Linked DNA regions of Homo sapiens: regions 1, 2 and 4 are each linked to region 3. The links are chromatin contacts, found by Hi-C or POLR2A ChIA-PET in ENCODE. All regions are on one chromosome and are shown on one strand. The core of a region is the stretch at or near the end of the contact, and the rest is flanking DNA. Distances in the headings are between cores, read along the strand shown.

Region 1 (6,948 bases), core at 2,088-4,587, 760 kb after region 3:
TCTCCGCAGCAAAGAAATAGACACTCAAAACACGTAGGTAAATACAGCAGGACATTATTGAAAAACAGCTGCCTTGTAGTACAAAATACAGTACAAGTATACGGATGTCATTAAAACATCAAAAATACTATTGCTCCCATACAATTTAGGAAACATTCTTTGCAACGGAGAAAAATTTAAAAGAAAAGCTTTAAAAAAATCTGTTTAAAAATTCTACTGTGGATGATGAGAGTAGAGAAATAGTCTGAAAAGGGCACCAATGTTTGTGGCTCTTCCACTTTTTAATCTAAGATCAACAATATTCTGCATCATAATCTATTTTTTTAAAAAAGCCTAATTTTATGTACACAATTATTTCCCGCCCTCTCAGCCACAAATACATGAAAACCTTTTTGTATATTACTCATTTCCCAATAAATACAAAAAGATTGTATAGATTGAATAATACCAAAATAAGATAATAAAAAGGATATGCAATAAATTAAAAAGGCAGCTCAAATAAGGGGCAGGCATGCAGTTTAAAAAAAATACTAAGATTGTGGAGGCGGGGTTACTTGCCTCCTGGTTGAGAAGGTGTCACACAAAGAATACCTGAAAACTTTGGAAAGAACGTTAGCTCCCATTCAATTCAAAGTTACCTAGGTCTATGACATTTCTAGGAATACCTTTTGATGGGGTGGGATTAACTTGATTAGTAAAAATCATTTCTACTGAAAATCCATTTAAAATATAGAAGAGGCGATCCTTGAAAACCCCAACTTTTATTCTTGAAAGACAGCTGGATTAACTGGCAAAAGCCAGTTTGTTGAAATTTCAAGATGGTATAAAAATGCTTCCAGGATATAGTCAGCATATTCACGTTCACTTCAGTTCCATTCACAGATGGATTTCAGCTTCCACCGGGTGCACTGCTTGAATCACTCATCCATCATTTGCCAACTCTGATTGTGAGGTACTGATACAATGGATCAAGTTCTTAAAAATTTTAAAAGAATAAATGATGCTGGAATTCTGGACCTGAGGATCTTTAGTATTTGAACAAATCCACAGATTAAACTGAAGGTAAATTAAGACTTCAGTTTTGGTTATTTCCAACTTTTCTGTGAGGATGTATATCCATTAAAGCTCAGGCTTATAGCCACACTGTTACTTTTGTAGGTAATCTTCAAGTTTTATGGTTTAAAATCCAGCCAACCAGTGGCTGTAACAGCCGAATTAGCCATAATTCACTGGCTCACACAGTGGAGATCTGGCTCTCATTCATACCAAAGCATTTCTTGGTAATGACCTCCATATTTAGAGATCAGGGGAACAACTTTAGTGAGCAGCAACCAATCCACTCAAACAGTCTGCCTTGTGCTTTATGCCTGACTTTTTCTTGTGCCTACCTCAGCAACCCCCAATGTAAAACTGCTTTTATCTTTGAAAATTTTTTGTCAACTTTGAAACTATTTTAGTAACGGATTCTACTCCAAGCATTGCTATCTGAATCCACTGGCATCCTGGAAAACAATTCTGCGAAGAAAAGACATTTGCCTTGGTCCAGGTTCCATGCAAAACCATTTTTTTAAAAAAATGGATCCAATTTGGTTCTGTATTCTTAGATGGCTTCTTGAAATCTTATCTTTAACCTGTTCATGATTATCCCAAGTTGCATTTCTTTTCGTGAACCTGAACCCTCAGAACTGGGTAATTGTAAAGGCCTCTCTTCTCAAGGATTCCATGAAGACCTAGATCCAAAATGCTGATTTCAATGGAGGTGAAGGGATAGACACCGCAACAGTGAGGCCTAGAGAGATCTTTTATGCCAGATTACCCAGGTGCAACCTAAATGCAACTGTTATCAATGGTCTGGGTAACTTGGACATGTTTCTTGCCCTGGATGTGCAAGGATCTATTCCCTCCAGGGATTATCCTGATGGGTTTACGAACCTCAGTTGAGAAACAACAGAAGCTGAGACAATTTTACGCAGGTGAGGAGATGCTGTTTTCCTCTTTGCAGGTTGCTGTCAGTTCCTTGGAACTTGACTGCTTTTCTCAAGTTGTCCGTCACTGTTCTCTTACGATTATTTCTCTTAACTGTGTTACGTTTTGTTTTTTCCCTCTGCGGCCTCCCTTGCTCCCTCTCCACTAGCTCACTGGGGATGAGCAGGAAAGGGAATTCTCTAGCCAAGGGGATGGTGGTTGGGTGGAGGCCTGTAGGGGAAGCTGCCCGTTTCAATCCTCATCCACCTCCTCACCCTCTGACTCTTCGCCGCCGCCGCTGCCCCCACCACGTCGCTCATAAAGCTTATCCCTCTGTCGTTCCTGGATTTCTTTCATCTCATCCGCATACCGGCAAAAGGCGCCTCCGAACTTGCCCCAGGCTTTGAAGGGTACGGTGATGGCATTGCGGTAGGACGGCTTCACCTCGCTCACTCGCAGAAACACCCCGTATTTGTTGCAGCCCACATCGAAGAAGAAGCGCTTGGAGTCCACGGTGATGGAGGTGCCCTCCGGGAGCTCTCCATACAGGCCGCCCCCTGGGCCCCCGGCGCCGCCTCCCGGGCCGCCTGCCAGCTCGTCGTCCTCGCCTCCGTAGTCGTCTATGAGCTTCGCCAGCGCGTCGCGGAACTCGATGAGGCCCTGCGCAGGCAGCGCGATGGTCTGGCCGCTCTGCAAGCCGCCCGGCCCGGGGCCCGCGCCGAAGCCGCCACCGCCGCGGTTGACCGTTTGGCGGATGCGCAGGAAGCGGCCGCGCTGGTTCTCCTTGAGGTCCAGGTAGTACTTGCGGTTCTCACGCACCAAGAATTCGCTCTTGAGCGCGCGCCGCGGCCCGCCGCCCTCCTCGGCGCCAGCCGCCAGCTGCTCGGGGCTGCTAGGGCCCAGCTGCGCGTAGTGTTCTATGAAGTCGCCCAGCGAGTCGCGGAACTCGGCGGCCACCGCCATGGACAGCGTGAGGCGGCTCTTGGAACCGCCCGCGCCCACCTCGGCGATCTTGAGGAAGCGGCCCTTGGCGTTCTGCTTCACATCTAAGTAGAAGCGCTTGTTCTGGATGTCCAGCCGCTTCGAGGCCAGCTCCTGCGTCTCTTGCTCGCCGCCGCCGCGGGACGCGGGCTGGAACCCGCACGGCCCACCGCCGCCGCCGCGCTCGCTGCCGCTGTCGCCGTCCGCCATCTTCTAGGCCGCCGCCTCGCCGCCACCGCCCGCCGCGCTCGCGCCCCCGCCCTCCGGCTCGCGCTCCGGGGCCCCCCAGCCTCGCCCGCCCGGCTCGCTCACGCGCTCCCGCCGCTCATCGCCGGCCGCCGCCGCCCCCCCATCGCCTCCGCGCCCCGCCCCCGCGACTTCCGTGCAGCCCTAGCCACTTCCGGCGCGCGATTTCCCGTGAAGTCACTCCGTCCCGCCCTCCGCGGCCTCGCGGCCGGAAGCGCCGCGGCGGCGTGGCGCAGAGGGGTGACGTCAGGGGCCGCGCCGGGCGGGCGGCAAGCTGAGAGTAGGCTAGTGTTACTGCTCGGTTTCTAGCCCTGGGGACTTGCCAGCCTTAGCGTGACTCAGCCGCCCGCTGCGTCTGTCTACGCGCCTCTTCCCGTGACACTTTTACTTTAGACTCCGGTGTCGTCCACTTCCCTCCTTCTCGCTTCCGGGGCGTTAGCTGAGCATACTCAGGCCCCAGCCTGCTCGCGCTGGTTGTGTGCTGGGAACAGAGTTCCAGTCTATACACTGGCGACCGGGGGGAGGGAGATCCTTTGGAGCACTCGGAAGCGGGTTCTGACCAGCCTGTGGGGTTCCCTAGAGGAGGCATGAGCTGACTCTGAAGGGCAAACTGCAGTTGGCCTGGCAACTCTGGAGAAGAGCCACCCAGCATAGGAGACGGCAGTGCAGAGGCACCCAGGGCCTGATGCTGGGAGCTCAGAGCAGCTGGGGGTGTGTATGCCTGAAGAATGGTCGTAGATGACACTGGAGGGTGGATTAGATCAAGGAAAGCCATTTGCAGTGCGGGAGAGTTAGTGCCTACCCCAGAGTCTGGAGCCACCGTATGTGATCAGGTTCACATTTTGGAAAGATCACTGTGGGAACAATATAGAAAGAAGATGATTTAGGATGAGGTTAGATTTGGGATCCAGAGATCAGTTAACTGTCCCCACAGTTAGCCATATTAAAGTGGTTAAGGAAATTGACTGCCAATCTTTAGTTTCTTTATCAATAAAATGAATAATTCCTATGAGGTCTTTTTGTTGTAAGCATTGAGGTGTAACAAGAGGCAGAATTGGAATAGTGTTAAAAAGTGTAGGCTCTGCAACTGCACTGGGTTTGAATCTGTGACCTTGACCAGTTACTTGATTTTCCAAAGCCAAAATGTCCTCATCCTTAAATTTTTTTTTTTTTTTTTTTGAGTCTTGCTCTGTCACCCAGGCTGGAGTGCAGTGGCGTGATTTTAGCTCATTACACCCTCCACCTCCCGGGTTCAAGCAATTCTCCTACCTCAGCCTCCTGAGTAGCTGGGATTACAGGCAACCGCCACCACACCCGGCTAATTTTTGTATTTTTAGTAGAGATGGGGTTCCACAATGTTGGCCAGGCTGGTCTTGAACTCCTGACCTCAGGTGATCTGCCCGCCTCAGCCTCCCAAAGTGCTGGGATTACAGATGTGAGCCACCACACCCAGCCTAAATGTAGTTATTCATAGATAGTGAATCCAACAATGGACTTGTAAAGAACACAAATAATAGATAACCCAATATAAAAGGTGAAAGATTTTAACAGACACTTCGTCAAAAAAGCCAGTAAGCACATGAAACAGTGCTCAACATTATTCATCATTAGGGAAATATAAATTAAAGTCAGAATGAAATACCAACTAGAATGGCTAAAATTAAAAAATGTAACATCAAGTGTTGAGAAGGATGTGAAGAAACTGGAACTCATACATTGCTAGTAAGGATATAAAATGGTATAAATGCTTTGGGAAACAGTTTGGCAGTTTCTTATATACCTTTCATAAAATAAGACCCAACATTTCCACTTTTTTTTTTTTTTTGAGCAGTCTTGCTCTGTTGCCCAGGTTGGGGTGCAGTGGAACAATCTTGGCTCACTGCAACCTCTGCCTCCTGGGTTCAAGCAATTCTCCTGCTTCAGCCTCCTAAGTAGCTGGGACTATAGCCATACCCAGCTCATTTTTTGTATTTTAGTAGAGATAGGGTTTCACCGTGTTGCTCAGGCTGGTCTCGAACACCTGAGCTCAGGCAATCCACCCACCTCGGCCTCCCAAAGTGCTAGGATTACAGGCGTGACCCACCGCAGCCAGCCTCCACTTCTAGGTATTTACCCGAGGGAAGTGAAAGTATGATCACACAGTTTGTATGACCCCATTTATATAAAAGTATATGAAAGAGGAAGGTGTGTGTGTATGTGTCTGTGTGTGTGTGTGTCAGAGAGCAAATCAGTAGTTGCCTGGGCCTGAATATGGAGGGACAGATTGGAAAGGGTAATACAAGGAAACTTTTAAGGGTGATGTATTCTGTGTCTTGTTTATGGTAGTGATTTCACAGATTTGCCAAAACTCATTCAAATGTAGTTTATTATAGAGAAATTAGACCCCAATAAAGTAATTATTATTATTTTGAAAAGACACGAATCAAAGAGGATGTTGGGGACAACTGCACTAAAAAAAAAAATACCTTGTAGGGTTGTTGGGCAGTAATCCTTGAAACATGTTTAGCGTAATGCCTGAATTACAGTGAGTGCTCAATAAATGTGAATTCGGGTGCATCCACATGGGTCAGTAGTAATTAGGTGTGGGAGCTGCCAGCAGGTAGGGTGGATTTGACATCAGTTTCCTAGAAGAAGGAGAGTTCAGAGGAAGATACCAAATTTTGGGTCGTGAACAATTCAATCCTTGGAGAGGATTGAGACATTAAAATCCCTAAGGAAGGAATGCAATGTCAGGCATCACTTGACCTTTGTGAAAGATGTCCACCCAGCTCCTTCTCTGGTTTCTTGCTAACCAACTTTCTGATTTCTCCTCTCTAATGCAACTTCCCTACATAGAGGACACCAACATTCAGTTCATGAAAAGGACTATCTCTCTGTTCATTTCTTTTTTTTTTTGAGACAGAGTCTCACTCTGTCACCAGGCTGGAGTGCAGTGGCATGATCTCAGCTTACTGCAACCTCTGTCTCCTGGGTTCAACGGATTCTCCTGCCTCAGCCTCCTGAGTAGCTGGAACTACAGGCATGTGACCACCGTGCCCAGCTAATTTTTGTAGTTTTAGTAGAGACAGGGTTTCACCATGTTGGCCAGGATGGTCTTGATCTCTTGACCTCGTGATCCGCCCGCCTTGGCCTCCCAAAGTGCTGGGATTATAGGCATGAGCCACTGCGCCCAGCCCCCTCTGTTCATTTCTTTCTTTCTTTCTTTTTTTTTTTTTTGAGAGTCTTGCTCTGTCGCTCAGGCTGGAGTGCAGTGGCGTGATCTTGGCTCATTGCAAGCCACGTTTCCCGGGTTCATGCCATTCTCTTGCCTCAGCCTTCCGAGTAGGTGGGACTGCAGGCGCCTGCCACCACGCCCGGCTAATTTTTTATGTTTTTAGTAGAGATGGGGTTTCACTGTGTTAGCCAGGATGGTCTAGATCTCCTGACCTTGTGATCTGCCTGCCTCGGCCTCCCAAAGTGCTGGGATTACAGGCATGAGCCACCGCGCCCGGACCCCTCTGTTCATTTCTTATCAGTTTGATTTTAACCAGTCCAATTCTATTTAATGAGTCAGATATATTGCTTGTTTCTTTTGAAATTTCATTCTTTGCTTTAAGCCTAGGATCTTCTCCCCTTTCAGATATTCGGTAGTCATGTTTTTGAACACTTTTGGAAGCTTTTTATGGTTTTATTTTTTATATATGTGATTTTACTATATATTTACATTTTACGTTTAACTATCTGAAATATATTTTGGTGTATAGTATGAGTGAAGAA
Region 2 (7,678 bases), core at 4,252-6,751, 720 kb after region 3:
CTCTACTAAAAATACAAAAACTAGCTGGGTATGGTGGCGCACGCCTGCAGTCCCAGCTATGTGGGAGCCTGAGGCAGGAGAATCGCTTGAATCCAGGAGGCAGAGGTTGCAGTGAGCCGAGATTGCACCACTGCACTCCAGCCTGACGACAGAGTGAGACTCTGTCTCAAAAAAAAAAAAAAAAAAAAAAAAAAAAAAAAAAAAAAGTCTGTAGTAATACAAGTAGATTTTTGTAATTGATGAAACATAGGTCATAAATTACAACAGTAAAGAAAATAATAATGTAATGACAGCATGGATTCATTACCTGTAGCCCAGCTCTCTGTGAGCGAGATACTGCCTTAGCCTTGGCCTTCCCACTGTCCTTTCCAGCTTTGCCTCCAGCCTAAATGCAAAAAAAAATTTTTTTGAATGAAAAGAGTTGAAAATACTACTTCAAAAATATTCTGGAAACAGAATTTTTTCTAGTTTTACTTTAGGTAGTTAACAATATGTAGGTGATCCCCTTCCTCATTTGTAAATATACATGGGATTCTATCACCTTTTATAATTTCTATCAAAGAAATCAAACCTTAAACACTTATTTAAAATATTTTTCTTTTTTCTTGAGATGGAGTCTAGCTCTGTTGCCCAGGCTGGAGTGCAGTGGTGCGACCTTGACTCACTGCAAACTCCACCTCCTGGGCTCAAGCGATTCTCCTGCCTCAGCCTCCTGAGTAGCTGAGATTACAGGCGCACACCACCACACATGGCTAATTTTTGTATTTTTAGTAGAGGTGGGTTTCACTATGTTGGCCAAGCTGGTCTTGAACTCCTGACCTCAAGTGATCCGCCCGCCTAGGCCTCCCAAAGTGCTGGGATTACAGGCATAAGCCACAGTGCCAGGCTGAAAAATATGAGATTTTTAAAAACAAACATATTTATCAATTTCCAGATTAAAGAATCTTGCAAGTCAATATAACTTTTATGCATACATGAAATATTTCACAATTTTTATCAATGTCAATGTAACATATATTACTTCCACAGAAATATTTAGAACTTAGCTCTCAGAAAAATAAAGCATGTTCCAAGAAAAAAAAAAAAAACCTCAAAAAATTAAACACAGAATTGTCATATAGTCTAGCAATTCCACTTCTAGGTATACACCTAAAAATTGAAAGCAAGGATTCAAACAAATACATGTATACCCACGTTCACAGAAGCATTATTCAGAATAGCCAAAAGGTAGAAACAATCTTGAGTGTCCAATGATGGATGAACAAAATGATATACATATAATGGAATAGTATTCAGCTTTAAAAAGGAAATTCTGACACAAGCTACAACATGAATGGGCCTTGAGGACATTATGCTAAGGAAAATAAGCCAGTTACAAAAAAGACAAATACTGTATGATTCTACTTATGAGGTCCCTAAAATAGTAAAGTTCATGGTCAGAAAGCAGATTTGTGGTTGCCAGGGGTAGCTGCCTCCTGGGTTCAAGTGATTCTCCTGCCTCAGCCTCCTAAGTAGCTGGTAGTATAGGTGCGCGCCACCATGCCCTGCTAATTTTTGTATTTTTAGTACCAACAAGGTTTCTGCATGTTGGCCAGGCTGGTCTTGAACTCCTGACCTCAAGTGATCTGCCTGTCTCATCCTCCCAAAGTACTGGGATTACAGGCGTGAGCCACTGCGCCTGGCCGAGTTATTGTTGAATGGGTAGAGTTTCCACTTGGGAAGATGAAAAAGTTCTAGAGGCAGAAGGCAGTGATGGTTGCACACTATAAATGTACTTAATGCCACTGAACTGTACGCTTTAAAAAAACCTATTTCTGCATGAAAAAGGCAAAGTATGTGCCAATGTAATGAGCTTTTAAGTAAATATGGGGTATTATAGAGTATATGTGTACACATGTATTTCTAGTAGGTGACACAATAAATTAGAAATGTTATTTGCCTCTCGGGAGGAAATACTAAAGGTCTGACTTAAGAAAACTAATTTTCTCTCATATATTTTGCTTTTACCATTTAAACAGATTATTTCTTTACTGTTAAAAAAAGAAATCAGTTTACAAGATTGGCTGTTTGAGGGGCTATTCTTTCAAAATAGATGGTAAGCTTTGAAATGGCATATCCCCTTTGTAGCTAACCCTTTCCTTAAAAATTTTTTAAAGCTAAAAATTACCCCTGTATACTTCCTCTAATTGCACGTCTAAGTGGATTAAGTGCGTGTCACCCAAGATAATATGGAAGAAAAACAGTAAAACCCTGGCAGGTATCAGAAACAGGAAAAATAAAAATCTAAGAACTAATTCATATTCACTCTCTTATATTAGGTAATTCAACAAGAGACTGATTTAAGTTTACCAGTAAGAACTGAGACGCTCTCTATTTCTACCAGAATGCCTCATATTTTAATAATTTTTGACTATGTTGTTATATAAGAAAAATACAATTTTTGGATTTTTGAGGTCAGCTCCACTAACAAGACAGTCTTACTTACTTCTCAAATAAAAAACCCTTGTTACCTCCATTTGCCCTAATATATAACACTTAAAAACCTCTCAACTGGCATCTAAAATTATAATCACTGTCTTCCTATGACTGGATTGGAAAAAATAAGAAGTAGTCACTAATAAAAAGCCAACAACTACAAAATTCCCCAGGCTCCCCAGGTCATATAATAACTACTCTGCTTAAGCAATTTTATCCTCACTGTTTCAGATATGTCATATTTGGTGTTCTATTTGCTTTTTAAGGAAGTAGACATACAGTCAGGTTTTAAAAGCCTCAATCCATTAAATGACTATTTCCAACATTTAGAGATTCCTGATACATTTCTCATACTTAACAAAAGAAAACTTTTATGGTATCAAACTTATCTGAATATAAAACTATACAATAAATGGATAATTACTTTCTTTCCGATATCCCCTCAAACTGTATATATAGCCTCCCTACTTTGAACATTCATTTTAATATAATTGGTGCTTGAGAACCCAAATCTAAATTTTTTAATTCCAAGAACTGACTTCGTATTAACCTGAGTTAAGGTTGTTGGTTTTAAAAAATTACACACACACACACACACACACACACACACACACACACAGAGAGAGACAGAGAGAGAGAGAGAGGAGGAAGTAGGAGTTCGTTCATTTTACTTGGATAAACTTGCAAACTGGATACTAAGACACTTTCATGTCAGTTTTAACAGACATCTGCTTACTTCCTCTCAGGTTTAAAATCTATCAAGAACGACAACTCAATGTCTCCTGCATTTTTAGCTTATGTTAATACTTATGTATTTTTAGCTACTGGTAAGTGGATATAAAACATATAGCGTATCACTAGAGATTGAAAAATATCTGAAAAACTAGAATTGGCCGTGCGCGGTGGCTCACGCCTGTAATCCCAGCACTTTGTCAGGCCGAGGGGGGCGGATCACAAGGTCAAGAGATCGAGACCATCCTGGCCAACATGGTGAAACCCAATCTCTACTAAAAATACAAAAAATTAGCAGGGCGTGGTGGCGCACGCCTGTAGCTATTCGGGAGGCTGAGGCAGGAGCATCGCTTGAACCCGGGAGGCGGAGGTTGCAGTGAGTGAAGATCGCCCATTGCACTCCAGCCTGGCAACAGAGTGAGACTCCGTCTCAAAAAAAAAAACCACAAAAAACCACAAAAAACAAACAACAAAAAACCAAAAAAAAAAAAAACCACAAAAAACTAGAATCATGAAAATCATCTGTTTGAGCAAATCCTTTTACAGATTAGATGTAAGCTGTACCTCAGTTTGATAAAGTACTATAAAGTACTTTACAATAACAATAAACTATACGTGAGACGTTGGAAGCAATTATCCCTAAAGTCTATTCCAGCTCTAAGATTTGGGTTTTTTACAATAACAATAAACTATACGTTAGACGTTGGAAGCAATTATCCCTAAAGTCTATTCCAGCTCTAAGATTTGGGTATTTTACAATAACCAAACATTGTCCTCTCGACTGGCCAATCTGTTTACAGTTAGGTGTTATGTCTATTCAATACCATATCTGTCACATCAAGCACAAGACAAATCATCTAATACTATCTGCAGTATGATAAATGACAGCTTGGTGCTAACTTTTAAGCAGGTAGCTCCCGTTGAAGTAACCTTTCAACAGAATGCTTAAAGCACGAATACCGGCAAAAATAAGATTCCATAACAGTCTTATTATTTTTACACAATCTTTGATGCAACTCAGAGCGTATCCTTTAGCACCTTCTCTTTTCCCCTCAACTTTAAAATGGGGCTGAAGTTCTATTCACTTTCATTTTTTTAAAGCCACACTCTTCTTATCTAGATCTGAATTTCAGAATGAAAAGATGAATACTTTAAGACTGAAAATCCATAGCAAGGGCAAAGGAAAGTACTGTTGTATAATGAAAACCGCAAACTGCAAGGGGCTCAGAAGATAACGGGCGTTCATTTCTAACCTGTGCAATCACCTAGAACAAATCGTGTGGTTCTGGTCTATAAAACCATTCTTTGTCGCTCAAAAGACCACAAATACAAGCACCCTTTCGCAGAAACCCTCAAACTGACTGCCAGGGAGATTACGTAACCAAACATCGCCAAAGACTTATCTAACTTGTACAGCGGCAGCCTGTTTGACCTCATTCATACAGAGAAGCGATCACATTAAGATCCAGCACTTGTTTCTACATTTCCAAGCCGGATTCTGCCGTCCTCCTCCTTCTAAGACGGGCGGTGCAGCGTCACAAGCGTCGGGACAGATCTATCCGGCTCGGAACAGACTTCGCGCTCTACCCGGCCAGGCCCAGCTCTCACCCGGGGACCCGTGTCGGGCTCCGCAGCTGGGACATGGCGCCCCCCGGCGGGCGGCGAGGGGCTCGGCCGGACGAAGCCCAGACACCCGCAAACTCCCGACTCCACAGGTAGCGGCGCCGACGCCAGGGCCTCCGCGCTCTGCTCTCCCAGGCCCCGTGCCCCCGGCCCACCCGGCCGCCCTTACCATGTTCTCGGCGCCGACTCCGCCTCCGCTCGGCCGCGCGCCCTCCCGCTGCCGACCCGCGCCGCCGCCGCCGCTCTCGCAGCACCGACCGCCGCCGCCGGAGCCGGACAATACCCCGTGCCCGCCTCGCGCTGCTGTGGCCAATGCCCGCTTGTCTTGCTGGTTCGAACCCCAGCGGCTGTTCAATCGCGCGCCTCCTTCTAGCCAGACCCCGCCCCCCCGGCACCGCCTTCCTAACGGCTGTTTGTTTTTGCACACGGCACGCGGAGGCGGGGCCTCCAGCCCCAATAGTGACGCGCTCTCTGCCTTTCACCAGGCGCCCAAGCCTGACGAACAGAAAGGCAAACCAATGAGATTGGACGCCTCGCAGACGAAAGCCAATAAAAATATCGCCCGCGAGCAAGGGAGGCGGGCCACTGGGAAGGACAGCAAAATTAGCTAATAAGGTGAAGCGATTGCAGGCGCTGTGGCTTTCCCGCCCATTCGCGGCGTTGGTTTTCCCGCTTCTGAGACTTGTTTGGGGAGGTAAAGAGTGTTGGACGTGCTTCTCCTGGTGGGTTTTCACAGACTGTGAGGATTTATTCGTCTTAGAACGTGTGGATCAGGAGGGCGCTGGGTTTCAAGGTTAGGCAGGCCTCATGCTCAGCCGTATTCTGGCGGACTGACTACCCTGACGTCCTCTCAGCGCGGACCCTGACAAGGTCCGCGGCAGGCTGAGGCGGGAGAATCGCTTGAACCCCGGAGGCGGAGGTTGCAGTGAGCCGAGATCGCGCCACTGCACTCCAGCTGGGCGACGCATCGTCTCAAAACAAACAAACAAAAACAAAAGCTATCAATTGGCTACATATTGTTATTTGTATGACAAATTCTTTTTCCTTTTTTAGAGATGGAGTCCTGGGACTACAGGCGCGCGCCCCAATGCCCAGCTAACTTTTGTATTTTTAATAGAGACGGGGTTTCTCCGTGTTGGTCAGGCTGGTCTCGAACTCCTGACCTCAGGTGATCTGCCCCCCTTTGCCTCCCAAAGTACTGGGATTACAGGCGTGAGCCACCGCGCCCGGCATGTATTACAAATTCTAAGAACACGAAGATAATGGGGCCGGCTTGGTGGCGCGAACCTGTAGCCTCACCTACTGTCAAGACTGAGACAGGAGGATCTCTTGAGCCCAGGAGGTCGAGGCTGCAGTGAGTCATGATCGCACCACTGCACTCCAGCTTGGGAGACAGAATATACCCTGTCTAAAAAATAATAATAAAAAAAAAGGTAATGGATGAGGCCGATAGTCAGGAATGAAATGACTTTAAACAATTGGGTATGCATGGGATTGGGTATGTGTGTATGTGGGGGCAGAGGGTGGGCATAACCGAAGTCCCATACTCATGTCCCTCTAGGCCTAATACATTTTGCAGACCTCACAGAGCTCAGACTGTTGTGAGCCGTTTTTCTTTTCTCAACCTCTTCAGTGTGTTTATTTTGCTTACATCATTAGGTTAAAATTTGGAGGATAACTCCCAGCTAGAAAGGAAGAAAAGCTCTAAAGTGGAATCGCCTTCCCCCGGAAGCTGTTGTAAAAATTAAAGGATGTATGTGAGTGCACAGGCTCTCCAGCGATCGTTTTTCTTCCACAGTGTTAACACAATTTATTTATTTATTTACTTTTTGAGATGAAGTCTCACTCTGTTGCCCAGGCTGGATGGAGTGCAGTGGTGTGATCTGGGCTCACTGCAACCTCCGCCTCCTGAGTTCAAGCGATTCTCCTGCCTCAGCCTCCTGGGTAGCTGGGACTAAAGGCTCCCACCACCATTCCCCGCTAGTTTTTGTATTTTTAGTAGAAATAGGGTTTCACCATGTTGGCCAGGCTGGTCTTGAACTCCTGACCTCAAGTGATCCTCTCGCCTCAGCCTCCTAAAGTGCTGGGATTACAGGCGTGAGCCACCGCGCCTGGCCTGTTTCCACAATTAAAAAAGGCCCATCACCCTATCATGATCATCTCTATTACAGTCTGGACAATATGAGCTTTCTGGGAGAGCCAGCTTCATTTCATAACTGAAGAAATGGGCTTAGGTGAACTTAGTCATTTGCCTGAGACCGCATAGCCTGTAGATAACCAAGATACCAGCTCACATTTGTTCCAACTCATTCCAGCTTTAAATTCTTTCATTCTTTTCACAGTATGATGCATTGACTGTGCTAGAATGTGTTCTTGGTGTTGGTGAGTTAATAGTGAAAAAAACAAGTTTCTGCCTTAGTGGAGATTCTGTTGTCATAGGATTTTCCCAGGCTGGCACTTTAGAAATTTATATCCAGGCTGATGATAGCTGTTCCAAAGTTTGAATCAGGAGAAGCAACTTTGGGGAAGTGAGTCTTTAAAAAAAGGTAACTTAAATTCAAGAAGAGGAAGAGGGTGAGCTTCTAAGTAAGAATTTGGAAAAATACGGATGAAGGTACAGACAAGTGTGAGGAAGGGTGTCCAGTGAAATAGGAAGGAATGGAGCAATGTGCCCAGATTAATAGAAGCCTCAAAACTAGGTAGAAGAGTGGAGTTACTTCAGTAAAAATAGCCATTGTTAATTCCTGCTCCTCTGTGTTTCTGGCCTCAGTGGATGGCATTACCAATCTACCAAGGCATAAGCCTGTGAGTTATTCCTTTAACAAATCACTCAGTGCCTACTGTTTGC
Region 3 (6,881 bases), core at 2,632-5,131:
GAGCACTGGGCAGAATGACATCCCTGTAACCGATAGTAGGACATGCTTCCACCCAGGCAATGTGCTGGCACCAAGATCAAAACTGGACATAAAAGCCAACACTTGCCCCCACTCAGCCCACTGGGTCTAGGCAGGAGAACGACAACAGGCCATAGACAAGTAACTCGCCACAGTGACAAGTGCTGTGAACAAATGGTGAGCTGAGGTAGAAAACGGAGGCCCTCATTGCAAGGTGGCTTCAGGTGGCCCCTCAAAGAATATAACACTTCAGCTGACAGTGGGGCTTAGATGGGGCCATGGGAAGACAAGGGAAAGAGTGTGCCAAGTGAAGGGAAAAGCCTACAGCAGGAAGGTCTGGGCAGGTTTGGGGAACAGGTGAGTGGAAAGACCAATTTGGAGAGACAGGCTGAGCTTCAGTGAGGATGCACAGGCCACATGGAGAAGCCACATGTAGGTATTCAGGGTGGGGGCCAGCACCAACCACCAGGCCTGTGAGCGAGTGCTACTGCTGCCCCGCTGCTATCAACACATTCACTGTGGCAGCTGTTTGGTTTCCTGACCAGTCTGTGAGCACAGTGAAATCGCTATCGTCCATCACTGGGGAGCTTTTTTGACAGCTCCAATAACTGGAAGAGAAATGTGCGACCAGAGGAGGTGCTGCCGGAAAGAATCTAGAAGGTGGCATTGACATTGGGCCCAAGTAGTAACTGAGCTCTGAAAGGAGCCAAGGAAGGTGTCCCGAGGGCTGAAAGGAAAGTGAGGAAAAGCTACCGGAGCCGCAGGAGGGAGCCCCTGATTATGTGGGAGAGGAGAGGTGAACAGCACTTTGTCTCAGGTAAACAAAACAGAAAACATCCTGATATGATTTGGCTCTGTGTCCCCACCCACATCTCATCTGGAATTATAATCCACACGGTGTTGACGGAGGGACCTGGTGGGAGGTGACTGGATTGTGGGGGTGGATTTCCCCCATGCTGTTCTTGTGATGGTGAGTGAGATCAAGCCATCATGCGATCTGATGGTTTAAAAATGGTTGGCAGTTCCCCTTGCTCTCTCTCTCCTGCTATCATGTAAAAGAGCCTTGCTTTCCCTTCACCTTCTGCCATGATTGTTAAGTTTCCTGAGGCCTCCCCAGCCATGAGGAACTGTGAGTCAATTAAACCTCTTTTCTTTATAAATTACCCTATCTCAGGTAGTTTTTTATAGCAATGTGAAAATGGACTAATACATATCCCTAATGAATTTGAGGTTCTAGCTAGATTTCTAGGCCCAGGGTTCTCCTGCCTGCCTATAACGAGAATTGATCTTGGCTTGGCATGGGATGAGATGGGCTTCTCAAAGCTCCCCAGGGGATTCCAATGTGCAACTAGGGCTGAGATCCATTTTGCCTGGTGCCAAGGACAGTAAAAATGAGTAAGACCTGGTCTCACCTACTAAATCCTCAGTTTAAAAATATAATAGGAGATGGATTTGAAAATTACCTGGAAAGCCACTCTTATGTAAGTGGTAGGAATGGGGGAATGCAGCAGCACCTAAAACTCAAATAAACTCAAAGGGGGAGATGGGGGTCCCTGCTTCACCACCAAGAGTAATCCAACTGCAGGAGAGATCACCAGGGAAGAAATGGGGGCAAAGAACAAGGGTTGTGTTGGGCAGGCCACTTTATTAGGAAAGACAGAGGGCCCAAGGGACAGGAAAATTCATGGCCAGCAAATATGGGGGCCAGGAGGAGAGGCAAACAGACATGAGTGAACAGAGGGGGTCCCCTCGAGACCAGAGAGTGCATCCTCACCAGTCTTGGCTCCTGGTGCCTGGCGCCAGGCTTGCCACACTGAGGGGCTCTCTGGCTACAGCACAGGCAAATACCTGAATAATCTGCACTGAAGATAGGAAAACCATTTTCCTCTGCCAGTGAAGTAATCGCCATCACCGCCAGAACTAAGTCCTCATCTCCAACCAGCCTCTGAACTAAAACTAACTCCAAACCCACAAATTACTTAATTTAATCCTTGTTACTATCTTAAGAAGAAACTGAGGGAAAAAGAGGTTAATTTTCCCAAGGTAACAGGAAGTGGGATCAATTAGATAAACTGTTCCCATTCTCTTGCAGAACACTTCTAAGTTCAGGGATGCTGTGGGGGAAGCACCTTCCCAAACTCTCACTTACCCCAGTGCTGCTGGGCCCGGTTCTCCAGGAAGGGTCTCATTTGGATGAGGCGGGTGGCATAAATGTGGGCATACTGCCGGCTAAAGCTGCGCTCTCCTAGCCGGAAGGGTTGTGAGGAGTTGGTGTAGGTTGCCACTGGCACCCGGGCAAAGGTGGCATTGTTGGCTGATGGTGGGGACAGTAGAGTGTGGGCCCTCTGGGCAGCCTGCTCAGAAAACATGGCCACACTCCTGACTTGCTTGGTCCACACAGCTTCGCCCAGGCCAAGGAGGTTCACTGCGAAAACACAAAGGCATTCCTGCTGCCCCTGTCCATCCCCCAAAGCAGCAGCTCTCCTGGTGTCTCACTGCACCCAAAGGATACTGGGAAAAGAAGGAGAACAGCTGTAGTTGACACCAGACATTGTGTCCACTTGGAAATTTATCGTGCCTGGATACCGATGTCTCACCCTGTAGCGGTCATCCAAAAAGAGAAAAGGAAAGCTAGGAGTGTTTGTCCCATCTGGAGTTCTTCCCGAACCCTAGACTCAGGTGTCCTGTTCCATCTGGACAACTACCAGGGTCTCAATCAAGTTCAGTTTGCCCCAAATGGAATTCCCGATCTGCCTCCATCCAGCTCTCCGGCACCTGTCTCATTTCCAGACAAGAGGTCTGCCTTATTAAATAAAACTTCTGTGAAATAATAAGCCTATTATTAAATAATAATAGAACTAAACCAAAACCAAAACATAAATCAGTCACTGCTCTGTTCAAAACTCTCCAAAGTGTCCTCATTTCATTGAATAAGGCCCCAAGTCCTTACAACTGCCTATGAGATCTGCTCCACTGGTCCTCTCCCCTCCTGGTTCCCACTCCTCCACCTTGGATCCCTCCCCACAGCAAGGGGCCTCTGAACTCTTGCTTGCCCCTCTCCCGTATACTTATAGAGCTCACTTGCCCATCTCCTTCAAGTTCTTACATCTTTACTCAAATGTTACCTTGTGCCCTGCCCATCTGATTTACAACTGCAACTCTCCCCAGTACTTCAACTGTTATTGTTGTTTACAACATTTACCTTCTAACAAACTGTATATTTTAAATGTATTGTCTGCCTGCTCCAACTAGACCATAAGCTCCAGGAGAGCTGAGATTTTTGTGTCTTATGCCACTAGCCACCTAGGGCTACGAAGTACAGGAGATGTGGTGAGTCCAACTGTGATGTTTGGGTTGGACACACAATGGATTTCTAAGAATAGTACAAAGAATATCCCAATAATTTTTTCACATACAATTGAAATAATAGTTTGAATATATTTATGGATTTACTCCAATTGATTTGTTTCGTTTTACTTTTTTCGTACACCTACTAGAAAGTTAAAAAATTCCCTAGCGGCTTGCAATCTATCTCCACGGGACAGCACTGGCCTGGGACACAGGCTCCGCACACGTGTCTAACGAGTGACTCGTTAGGAGCTTTTGGCTCGAACGTGCTTGATGGCGGCAGCAGCCAGGCCGCGCTACTCGGGATGGGGCCGAGAGCGCCCTGGGGGCTGTCCCAGTCACGGCGGGTGCCCCGGCTCGGATCCACGCGGCAGCTGCGGGACGTCCGCCAAGACACCAGCCCACCGACCCAGGAGCCCGGCCTCGCGGCCTGGAACTGCCACCCCCAGCTGACCCCGTTTCCCTGGACCCCACTCACCGCGCGGCGCGCCGCATCCCGCCAATCCCCGCGCGCCTGCCCCGCCCATCGCCGCAACTCGCTAATCCCCGCGCGGCTTCCCCGCCCATCGCCTAATCTCACCAATCGCTGCCCTCCTCGCCCCGTCCGTCACCAGGCGCCTCATCCCGCCGACCACTGTGCGCCCAGTCCCTGGGACGCCCAGAGAACGCGGAGCCACACCCTCGGTTTCCTGGGCAACGCGGGGCGGGGGCTCGCAGGCCGGCGCCGCGGGTCTTTGGTTGGCGGCCGCGCGTGCAGGGGTTGGGCTGACGGGGGGTGTCGGCCTCCAGTGGGCTGACCGCGTCACCCCGTCAGGCCCTGCCCAAACCTCCCAGTGGTCGTCACCCCGCCAGACCTCCCAGTGGTCGGCCGCCAGCCTCCTTGGTGAAGCCCCCAGCGTCCCAGCTTTCCCCGCAGAGCTGCCCACTTGTAGCGATGGCGACACGCGAGGAGGATCCCAACAGAAAGAAGGCCCAAGGCCCACTAACTTGGCCGGGGAGAAGTAACTCTTCCTGAAGGGATGGCGCGGGGTCTCGGGGTTCCTCCCGTCCTGCCAGCGTCTGCGTCCGGGAAACGCATTGGCGGTTTCGGGGTCCTCCCTAGCTTGCCCACAGCTGCACACCAGCTTCCAGCCCAACACTCCCCAATCTCCAGTGTCCTCGTTGTCCCCGTTACTCATACTCGTTCTTACCACCACGTCTTTCTGAGTGCTGTCTCCCACTTTGGGAATACTTTTTTTTTTTTTTTTCCATCTCCACTAATTTATAGAATTCCTCACCCCATCAAGAGACGCTTCCCCACTAAGCTTCCCGGGCTCTTCCCGCCGCGCGCTGATTCTCCCAGGCGTCCTCTAGCGCTACTGTTCTGCTACTTCCCTGGGCCTGTTTCCTAAGTCCAGGTCTTGTCTCCACAACGAGTGGATATTAACACTCGTTAATTATTACTTAATATTTTAATTTTTGTTTTTGTTTGTTTGTTTGAGGCAGCGTCTTGCTCTGTGGCCCAGGCTGGAGTGCAGTGGTGCGATCTCGGCTCACTGCAGCCTCGAACTCCCAGGCTCCAGTGATTCTCCCGCCTCAGCCTCCCGAGTAGCTGGGACAACAGGCGCGCAGCACCACGCCTGGCTACTTTAAGTTTGTGTGTGTGTGTGTGTGTGTGCGTGTGTGTGTAGAGACAGGGTCTCCCAATGGTGCCCAGGCTAGTGTGGAACTCCTGGGCTCAAGTGATCCTCCCACCTCAGCCTCCCAAAGTGCTGGGATTACAGGCATGAGCCACCACGCCCAGCCTTATATTTTAATTTAAAATGTGATATTTTAATTATTAAACGCCTTTGCAACTGCTTTGAGGTTATGACACATTAATTCATCTGCTCCTCAAATAATCCTTTGGGTCAGACACAGTGGTTCACGCCTGTATCCCAACACTTTGGGAGGCCGAGGTGGGAGGATCGCTTAAGCCCAGGAGGCTGAGGTTGCAGTGACCTAAGATTGCACCACTGCACTTCAGCCTGAGCGACAGAGCCAGACGCTGTCTCAAAGCAAGCAAACAAACAAAAAACCTTTGAAGCATGAACTATTATTTTTCTCCCACTTTACACATGAGGAAATTGAGGCAGGGAGGGCAAGAGAGATCATGTAGCTAGTGAGTAATAGCTGGGATTCACACAGAGACAGCAGGACTCTTGCTGGTAAGGTTGTACTGTTCTGAGCCTTCACCTGAAACATTGTACATGTATTGGGCAAACAAATAATTTTACTTTTTCCTTTCCAATTCAGATGCTTTTTATTTCTTTTTTCTTACCTGATTACTCTGGCTAGAACTTCCCATACTATGTTGAGTAGAAGTGGTGAAAGTGGGCATCTTTGTCTTATTCCGGATCTTAAAGGGGAAGCTTTCAGTCTTTAGCATTAAATATGTTGCTAGCTGTGAGTTTGGGGATTTGGCCTATGGATTTTATTATTTGAGGTAGTTTCCTCCTATTCTTAGTTTGTTGAGCTTTTTCTTCTTTCAAAAGAGTGTTGAATTTTGTCAAATACTTTTTTGACATCAATTGAGATGACCGTGTGGGTTTTTTTTCTGTTAATGTGGTCTATTACATTTATTGATTTTTATGTTGAACCATTCTAGCATTTCAGGAACAAATTCCACTTGGTGGAATTACAAACCAAAGTTACAATAATACTAGCTTTTAATGTATTCTCTTTTATATAATTAATTTTACTTTAATTGCACCTGAATTTTCCTTTAGCATAGACCGTTATTTCTCCCCTCCAAGTACTAACCAGGCCCAACTCTGCTTAGCTTCTGAGATTGGACACATTCAGGGTGGTACGGCCATAGATGAGATCTTTATTCGTTTATTCGGCTTTTTTTTTTGAGACAGGGTATCACTCTGTCACCCAGGCTGGAGTGCGGTGGCACAATCTCGGCTCACTGCAACCTCCGCCTCCTGGGTTCAGGTGATTCTCTTGCCTCAGCCTCCCAAGTAGCTGGGATTACAGGCATGTGCCACCACACCTGGCTAATTTTTGTATTTTTCGTAGAGATGGGGTTCCACCATATTAGCCAGGCTGGTCTCCAACTCCTCAGGTGATCCGCCCATCTCAGCCTCCCAAAGTGCTGAGATTACAGGTGTGAGCCACTATGCCTGGCCTCTTTATTCAGCTTTGAGTCACTGTCTAGTATCCTTTCATTTCATCCTGAAAGGCTTTCTTTGGCTTTCTTTGCAGGGCAGATCTAGTGATAATGAACTCCCTCAGCTTGTGTTTATCTGGGAATGTCTTCATTTTCCCTTATTTTAAAATAATGGTTAAGTGAGATACAGATACAGGATTCTCAGCTGACAGATTTATTTTTTTCTTTTAGCACTTTGAATATATCAATCTACTGCCTTTTGGCCTCTGAGGTTTCTGATGAGATAGCTGATGATCTTTTTTTTCTTTTTCTTTTTCTTTTTTTTTTGAAACAAGGTCACACTCTGTCACCCAGGCTGGAGTGCAGTGGTGGCACGATCTTG
Region 4 (6,798 bases), core at 2,327-4,826, 630 kb after region 3:
CAGGGCCCGCCACCATGCCTGGCTAATGTTTTGTATTTTTAGTAGAGACAGGGTTTCACCATGTTAGCCAGGATGGTCTCGATCTCCTGACCTCGTGATCCGCCCACCTCGGCCTCCCAAAGTGCTGGGATTACAGGCGTGAGCCACTGCGCCCGGCCTACCTTTTTCTTTTTAAAGTTAGTTTTGCAAGTCAAGAGTCATAGTAACTGGGGGTACCCAAACTGGTTAAAAACCAAATTCAGGTTAAGGCCACACCAACTGTAGGAGACTGTGGACTCGCAGGAGCCCCTGGACGCTGGGCTAGGCTGATTACATTTAGGATATCAGGTTCCCTTTCTGGTGTCACATTTTAAAAGCGATATTGTCTAACTGGTGCCTGTCTAAAGGAGAGTGGCCAGTTGGTACAGGATCTGAAAATTGTGTTACTGTTAACACTTAAGGAACTGGGAGCATTATTCCTCCAACAGAAGACTGGGGGATTGAGAAGTTGCTTTTAATATTTGAAGAGCTGTCAAATAACAAAGTGATGATTCTTATTTTATGCACTTGTAGAGGAAAAGCTTCAATAAGGCAGTTTTTTTATTCTAGTAAATGAGGAAGACTTTTTTTTTTTTTTTTGAGACAGAATCTCACTCTGTCGTCCAGGCTGGAGTGCAGTGGTGTGATCTCGGCTCACTGCAACCTCCACCTCCCGGGTTCAGCAATTCTCCTGCCTCAGCCTCCCGAGTAGCTGGGACTACAGGTACACACCACCATGCCCGGCTAATTTTTGTACTTTTAGTAGAGACAGGGTTTCACCATGTTGGCCAGGCTGGTCTCGAACTCCTGACCTCACGTGATCTGCCTGCCTCGGCCTCCCAAAGTGCTGGGATTACAGGCGTGAGCCACCGCGCCAGGCAACTTTTTTTTTTGGGGGGGTGATGGTGGGGGGATAGAGTCTCGCTCTGTCACCCACGGTGGAGTGCAGTGGTGCGATCTCAGCTCACTGCAACCTCTGCCTCTCGGGTTCAAGCGATTCTCCTGCCTCCGCCTCCCGAATAGCTGGGAATACAGGTGCATGCCACCACACCTGGCTAATTTTTGTATTTTTAGTAGAGTAGGGTTTCACGCCACCATGCCTGGCTAATTTTTGTATTTTTTAGTAGAGACAGGGTTTCACCATGTTGGCCAGGCTGGTCTCGAACTCCTGATCTCAGGTGATCCACCCATCTTGGCCTCCAAAAGTGCTAGGATTACAGGCGTGAGCCACTGTGCCCGGCCTCAAGGAAGACTTTCTTAACAATTCATCATATAGTAGAAAATGAAAACATTCCCTAGAAAGGAGTGGACACCAGGTGGCCTTTCCCAGGGGAGCAGGGCAGGAATTATTGAAGCAGTTAGGAGGTGAGAGAGATGCCTGCCCTGGGGGCACCTGGGATGCTTGGCGTGGCCACTTCCAGCATCCTCCACAAACCTGCCTGCAACTCCCCCATACATGCAGCCTCTTCCGAGACAGAGGAATGGTCAGGGTCCCCTGGTGCCTGCCTCCCCCTTCATTTGGGTCTCTTCTTCAGGGCCAGCTCCACAGAGAATCCGTCCCTCATACCTCATCACTCCCTCCCCATTCTCTGGCCCTGATTTAGTTTTCTTCCTAACACTCTTTCTGACAGACACACTGTTACCTGTTAACTCATTTCCTTCTGTTTGTCCCCTCTAACATGCTTGCTGTATGGATGGAGGGGCCTTATTCTCCTGGTTCCTGGGGACAGACCAGTGTTCACAGACCCCAGACCAGGGACTGTTGTACAGCAGGCCTGCCATATTTGTTCAATGAACGAATGATTCCCAAAAGAAATAGAGCACAGAGTTCAGAGGCGGCCTTCAGGGAAGAAATTTCAACAATGTCAAAAATTAATTGTGGAGTATCCATTGATAGATGAATGGATAACTTAAATGTGGAATATGCATACAATGGAATATTATTCAGCCATAAGAAAGAAGGGGCTGGGCGCCGTGGCTCACGCCTGTAATCCCAACACTTTGGGAGGCCCAGGCAGGCGGATCACGAGGTCAGGAGATCGATTCCATCCTGGCCAACATGATGAACCCCGTCTCTACTAAAACACACACACAAAAAAATTAGCCAGGCGTGGTGGCGTGCCCCTGTAGTCTCAGCTACTCAGGAGGCTGAGGCAGGGGAATCGCTTGAACCTGGGAGGTGGAGGTTGCAGTGAGCCGAGATTGCACCACTGCACTCCAGCCTGGCGACAGAGTGAGACTCCGTCAAAAAAAAGAAGGGAAGGGAAGGGGAGGGAAGAAGGAAGGAAAGAAGGAAGGAAAGAAAGAAAGAAAGAAAGAGAGAGAGAAAGGAAAGAAAGAAAGAAAGAAAGAAAGAAAGAAAGAAAGAAAGAAAGAAAGAAATTCTGACACATGCCACAACATGGATGGAAGTGAGGACACTGTGCTAACTAAAGTAAGACTGTCACAAAAAGACATATAATGTATGATTCCACTTATACGATGTCCTTAGAGTAGTCTAATTTAGAGACGAATAGTGAATGCCAAAGGCTAGGAGGAGGAAAGAATGGGGAGCTAGTGTTTACTGGGTATGGAGTTTCCATTTGAGAAGATGAAAAAGTCCTGGAGACGGTTGGTGGTTGCACAAGAATGTGAATGTACTTGGTGCCACAGAACTACACTTGGAAACAGTTAAGATGGTAAGTTTTACGTTATGTGTATTTTACCACAATTAAGAAAAATTAATTATGGGTAGTTGAGAGAATGTGGTCTTCCTCAACTTACGGTAGGAAAAGTCAAGAATAACTTAAAGGCTGATAATAGCATTTCAAAGATCGAAACTGATCAGAGAGGCTATTCCATCAGGCTAGACTAGCTCAATAGTGACTTTTTCCAGAAGGAGAACCACTGGGAAGAGAGAACTGAGCAGTGAGGACAGCGAACTTGTTAAGTTTAGTTTTCTGCTTTAACGAGGGGCTTCCGGAGTCCTTTAATAAGATCCCCTCCCAAAAGTGGCACCCTGGGTCTCTCTGTCTCCCAGTCGTGTCCCCGCCCGCCGGGCCAGAGCAATGGACTCCCAGGAAGCAGGGGGGGCGCGGGCGGGGCGCGGGCGGGGCGGGTGGGGGAAGGGCAAGGACTCACTCTTCCTTTCCTCCTCCGCCGGGGCCCGCCCCGAGCCCTGGCCCCACCCCGGCTCTCTGGATCCGCCTCCTCCTCCCGACCCCGCCCCGGCACCTTGGCCCCGCCTTCCACTCGGCCCCGCCCCGGCGTCCTGGCCCCGCCTCCGCCGCCCGGCCCCGCCCCGCTCCCGGCGGACTGCGAGCAGGAAGAGCGCAGTGGCTCTGCCGACGCCGCGTTCAGAAAGGTGTGGAGGGGGCTGGGGGCGCAGGTCGCGATCAGGCTGCGTCTCCTGCCCGCCCAGCCACCTGCGGCCCTGGCCCCACCCTGCCGCTTTGGGCCGCTCGGGCTCGCGGCCGCCCCCGCCCCGAGCGCCGGCTCGGGGCTCTGCTGCTCTGGCCTGGGAGGCGGGGCCGGCTGCGCGGCGTCATGCATATGCATGAGCGGCGCGGCGGCGGCTCCATTGTGCCCTCGGAGCGGGCGGCGGCGCGATGGCGCGGGTGGCGGCGGCCCCGGGGCGGCGGGCGGCGCGGAGGGCGGGCTGAGCGCATGGAGCGGCGCGGGCCGGGGGCCGCCACGGCGAGGGGCCGGGCCAGGCCGGGCGGAGGTGAGCGGGGTCCTGGGGGTGGCCCCTGGCAACGCCGCCAGCAGGCAGGTGTGGGCCGGCGGGGGCAGGCAGGTGCGGCAGGTGCGGGCCGGCAGGTGCGGGCGGGCAGGCAGGTGTAGCTGGTCGCCCGGGGCGCCCCGGTTCCGCTGCGGCGCCACGGTAGGGTTCACAGCTGGGCTGGGGCTAGAGGCTCTGCCGCCCACCTGCCGGCACCTGCCACGCGTGCGTCGTGGTCTTGGGCAGGCTCGGCCCCGTGGGCGTCAGGGTCATCCAGCCCTCCCCTGAGTCTTTGTTGGAGGCTGGCCGAGGGGTGTAAGCGGCGCTCGGGGTTCTCCTGAGCGATGAAGGCTGGCCGGGCCTTCGCTCCAACCTGATCGTTCCTAGCTTTGGGGCCAGGCAGTCTCACCTACATGGTACGCCCCTCCGCTCCTACTTACGTGCCCACCAGCACGGCGATGTGGGGGCCGTCTGAGGCCGTCACCTGCTCGCGGAGGAGCTGTTCCGCTCCTGGGCTGAACGACGCTGAGCGGCCAGCCCCCAGCTGCCAGTTTTGATGGGGACACCCCTTTCCAAACTGGACATACTGAAGCTCAGGCGTGAGGATGCCCTGCTCCCCTGAGGTGCCTTGTCTTCCCTAGTGCCAGGTGTCCTTCACCGCGGCACCCCCACCCGGTGCCTTGTTTACCCCTCCACCTACCGTGTCTCTCCTCCCATTCCCTGGACCCTCTGCCCTGCAGTGTTCTGCCTCTCCTTCTCCCTAGGGTACCCTCTTTCCAGTATTACAGAACATCCATGGTGGTGTCTTTAATTTGTGTCATCGCAGATTTCACAGGGACACACACGGAACATGTGACTTGGTCTGAGACCGTGGTGATTACGGATAGGATGGACACAGACTCACCACCAAGTTCTGGCAAGCTAGAACCAGAGGGCATCCCTTGATGCTTAGTGTGGAAACAGGAGAAGTGAAGGAATCTTAACTTCCAGAGGTACTGACCTCTAGCCCTTGTCATGCCCAGGGGATAGTTACAAGCTGGAAGTGTAAATGAAGAGAACAAGCAGGTGACAGTTGCCGGTTGTAGATTTCTGAAGGACAGGCCTAAGATGTTTGGGGAGCATCCTGATTATTGGGATTGAGCTCCCAAGGGCTGATGACATGAAGGTGGTCATGTGTCCTCAGTCCTAGGATGCTACCAGATATCCATCTTACACATTGTAAACTGATGCCAGGTTAAGGTTGTCCCTTCAGCTGTTCACTGAAATGTCTCATGCCTGGGCCATTGCTTATTCCTGGACTTTTTGATGAACTCTGCATCCTGACTTAGCCCCACGCTTAGACATTTTAGTACTGTGGCCTTACAGGTAGAGGGGGCAGGACTTTCAGCTACCTGTATATGTGAGTACCCCACTTTTTGCTACCAAGGACCCCGCTCCTGCAACATTCCACAGCCATCATTTCTTCAATACCCTTTGACTCCATTGTCACCTGGGTTGGATCCTGACCCTGCAATCTTGGAGACAGTGAGTCCTGATGTGTGACCTATTGAGAAGCGTTGCCTGCCACAGGGCCCACTTGCTGGTCCTGCTCCTAGCTGACTAGGCAGGCAGAGAGGTGGCATGGAACAAGGCTCAGGAGGTCAACCAGGAGACTTGGGGGTGCAGCTACTCTGGGACATTTGGGGAAGAGAGGTCTGGGGTAGTGAGTTCTGTAACTCTGTCTAGAGGAAGATGTGATCTGACCCCCGAGAAAGCCTTGTGGCCCTCTAGACTGACCTTGTCCATCTCTCAAGGGGTCCTAGCTTCCAGCTGGAGTTAGTTTACAAGGAAAGCGCCAGGCACTAAGACCCTTGGTGGGCATGGGCCTTGCATGATCTGGGATCCAGATTCCAGGCTCCAGGCTTGTTCCCAACCCAGACTCAAAGCCAGGAGATGAGAAGAGGATCTGCACACACACAACGCAGAACACTATCCTATCATCAGGGGCACAGGGTCAAGGATACCAGACCTGGAGACTGGAAGTCTTTTCAGAGAGACTGTCCTCAGAGAGGAGACCAGAGGCATGAGTTCGGGTCGGCAGGAAATCCCCCTGTGCAGTGAAGAGTAAGCTCAGAGGGAACTGGAAATCTTTGTGGTCTCTGTCCACAGCAGAGAACCATCAGGGGTGGAATTCCCCAGGCTCATGTGACATAGGAGCCTGCTGTGGGCTCCTCCCCTCCTTGTACCTGCCCTGTGCTCCTTCTCCCCAGCTCACTGCATTTCCTAGATCTGAGGTTCTCAAACTACAGTTCCTGGACCAGCAGCAGCAGTAGCTGCAAACTTGTTAGAAATTCTGGGCTTAGGCCCCAGCCCATCCTACTGACTTCAGGTGGGGCTGGGCAGCCTGTCATCACCAGCTGCGAGCTGGTTTTGATGTGCTGCAGTTGGGGAGCTGCTGCCCTAGGTGACCTAAAATGAGGCAGTGCTGCACAGAGTGCTGCCTGCACTTTGAGGCCTTTGACCACGGGCGGGGGAGGGGGCACATCTGCTTGCCTGCCAGATTCCCTCTCTGTTCTTGGGACAGCAAAGTGGCCAGCCAACCCAACCAGCTTTCTAGTGGGGAAAGATTGTCACAGCAGTTCTGCGGAGACAGAAGGCTGGTGGTAGCAGTTGTATTGTAATTAAACTTTTTATTTTGAAATTATTGGCTGGACACAGTGGTGCTCACCTCTAATCCCAGCACTTTGGGAGGCCGAGGTGGGTGGATCACTTGAGGTCAAGAGTTCAAGACCAGCCTGGCCAACATGGCGAAACTTCATCTCCACTAAAAATACAAAAATTAGCCAGGCATGGACTATGGTGGTGTACACCTGTAGTCCAGTTACTCAGGAGGCTGAGGCAGGAGAATCGCTTGAACCTGGGAGGTGGAGGTTGCAGTGAGCCTAGATCGTGCCACTGCACTCCAGCCTCGGTGAAAGAGCAAGATTCCATCTCAAAAAGAAAAAAAAAAAATTAAAGATTCATGTGCATTATAAGAAATGACACAGAGAGATTTATTCTGTCCTTTACCCAGTTTGCCCCAATGGTAACATCTTGGAAAA

What was found. Hi-C counts contacts between places; a loop is a spot of excess contacts on that map. ChIA-PET counts read pairs that join two places held with the same protein, here RNA polymerase II (POLR2A). Pooled maps may share reads with other maps.
Region 1: a loop to region 3 is called in a pooled map, with 8 times the contacts of the local background. The contact joins the promoter of PURB here to the promoter of POLD2 in region 3. A Hi-C loop is called at or near these places in 3 of 37 single-sample maps with no recorded cell type and 8 of 50 pooled maps. POLR2A ChIA-PET finds 5 or more read pairs at or near these places in 1 of 52 experiments (activated B cell).
Region 2: a loop to region 3 is called in a map of naive thymus-derived CD4-positive, alpha-beta T cell, with 14 times the contacts of the local background. The contact joins the promoter of H2AZ2-DT here to the promoter of POLD2 in region 3. A Hi-C loop is called at or near these places in 1 of 168 maps with a recorded cell type or tissue (naive thymus-derived CD4-positive, alpha-beta T cell), 2 of 37 single-sample maps with no recorded cell type and 10 of 50 pooled maps. POLR2A ChIA-PET finds 5 or more read pairs at or near these places in 1 of 52 experiments (activated B cell).
Region 4: a loop to region 3 is called in a pooled map, with 15 times the contacts of the local background. The contact joins the promoter of ZMIZ2 here to the promoter of POLD2 in region 3. A Hi-C loop is called at or near these places in 9 of 50 pooled maps. POLR2A ChIA-PET finds 5 or more read pairs at or near these places in 2 of 52 experiments (WTC11 and activated CD8-positive, alpha-beta memory T cell).

The regions. Positions count from the first base shown.
Region 1 is chr7:44,882,193-44,889,140 of GRCh38, forward strand. PURB (purine rich element binding protein B) reads right to left here and starts at 3,338. Exons shown (of 1, transcript NM_033224.5): 1 at 1-3,338. The coding sequence starts at 3,156. The coding sequence ends at 2,218. RefSeq lists enhancers at 2,410-3,369, 3,518-3,767, 5,365-5,464 and silencers at 2,828-2,877, 3,168-3,527.
Region 2 is chr7:44,842,970-44,850,647 of GRCh38, forward strand. It overlaps H2AZ2-DT (H2AZ2 divergent transcript), which reads left to right and starts at 5,502. Exons shown (of 2, transcript NR_187581.1): 1 at 5,502-5,552; 2 at 6,490-6,596. H2AZ2 (H2A.Z variant histone 2) reads right to left here and starts at 5,118. Exons shown (of 5, transcript NM_012412.5): 1 at 5,000-5,118; 2 at 308-385. The coding sequence starts at 5,002. RefSeq lists enhancers at 4,701-5,258, 5,259-5,817 and silencers at 4,744-5,133, 5,394-5,453.
Region 3 is chr7:44,119,667-44,126,547 of GRCh38, forward strand. POLD2 (DNA polymerase delta 2, accessory subunit) reads right to left here and starts at 3,882. Exons shown (of 11, transcript NM_006230.4): 1 at 3,845-3,882; 2 at 2,168-2,443. The coding sequence starts at 2,387. It also overlaps the pseudogene RNA5SP230. RefSeq lists a silencer at 3,568-4,277 and enhancers at 4,064-4,968, 4,488-4,547.
Region 4 is chr7:44,745,271-44,752,068 of GRCh38, forward strand. ZMIZ2 (zinc finger MIZ-type containing 2) reads left to right here and starts at 3,577. Exons shown (of 19, transcript NM_031449.4): 1 at 3,577-3,721. RefSeq lists silencers at 3,072-3,601, 3,712-3,821, 3,832-3,881 and an enhancer at 5,662-6,131.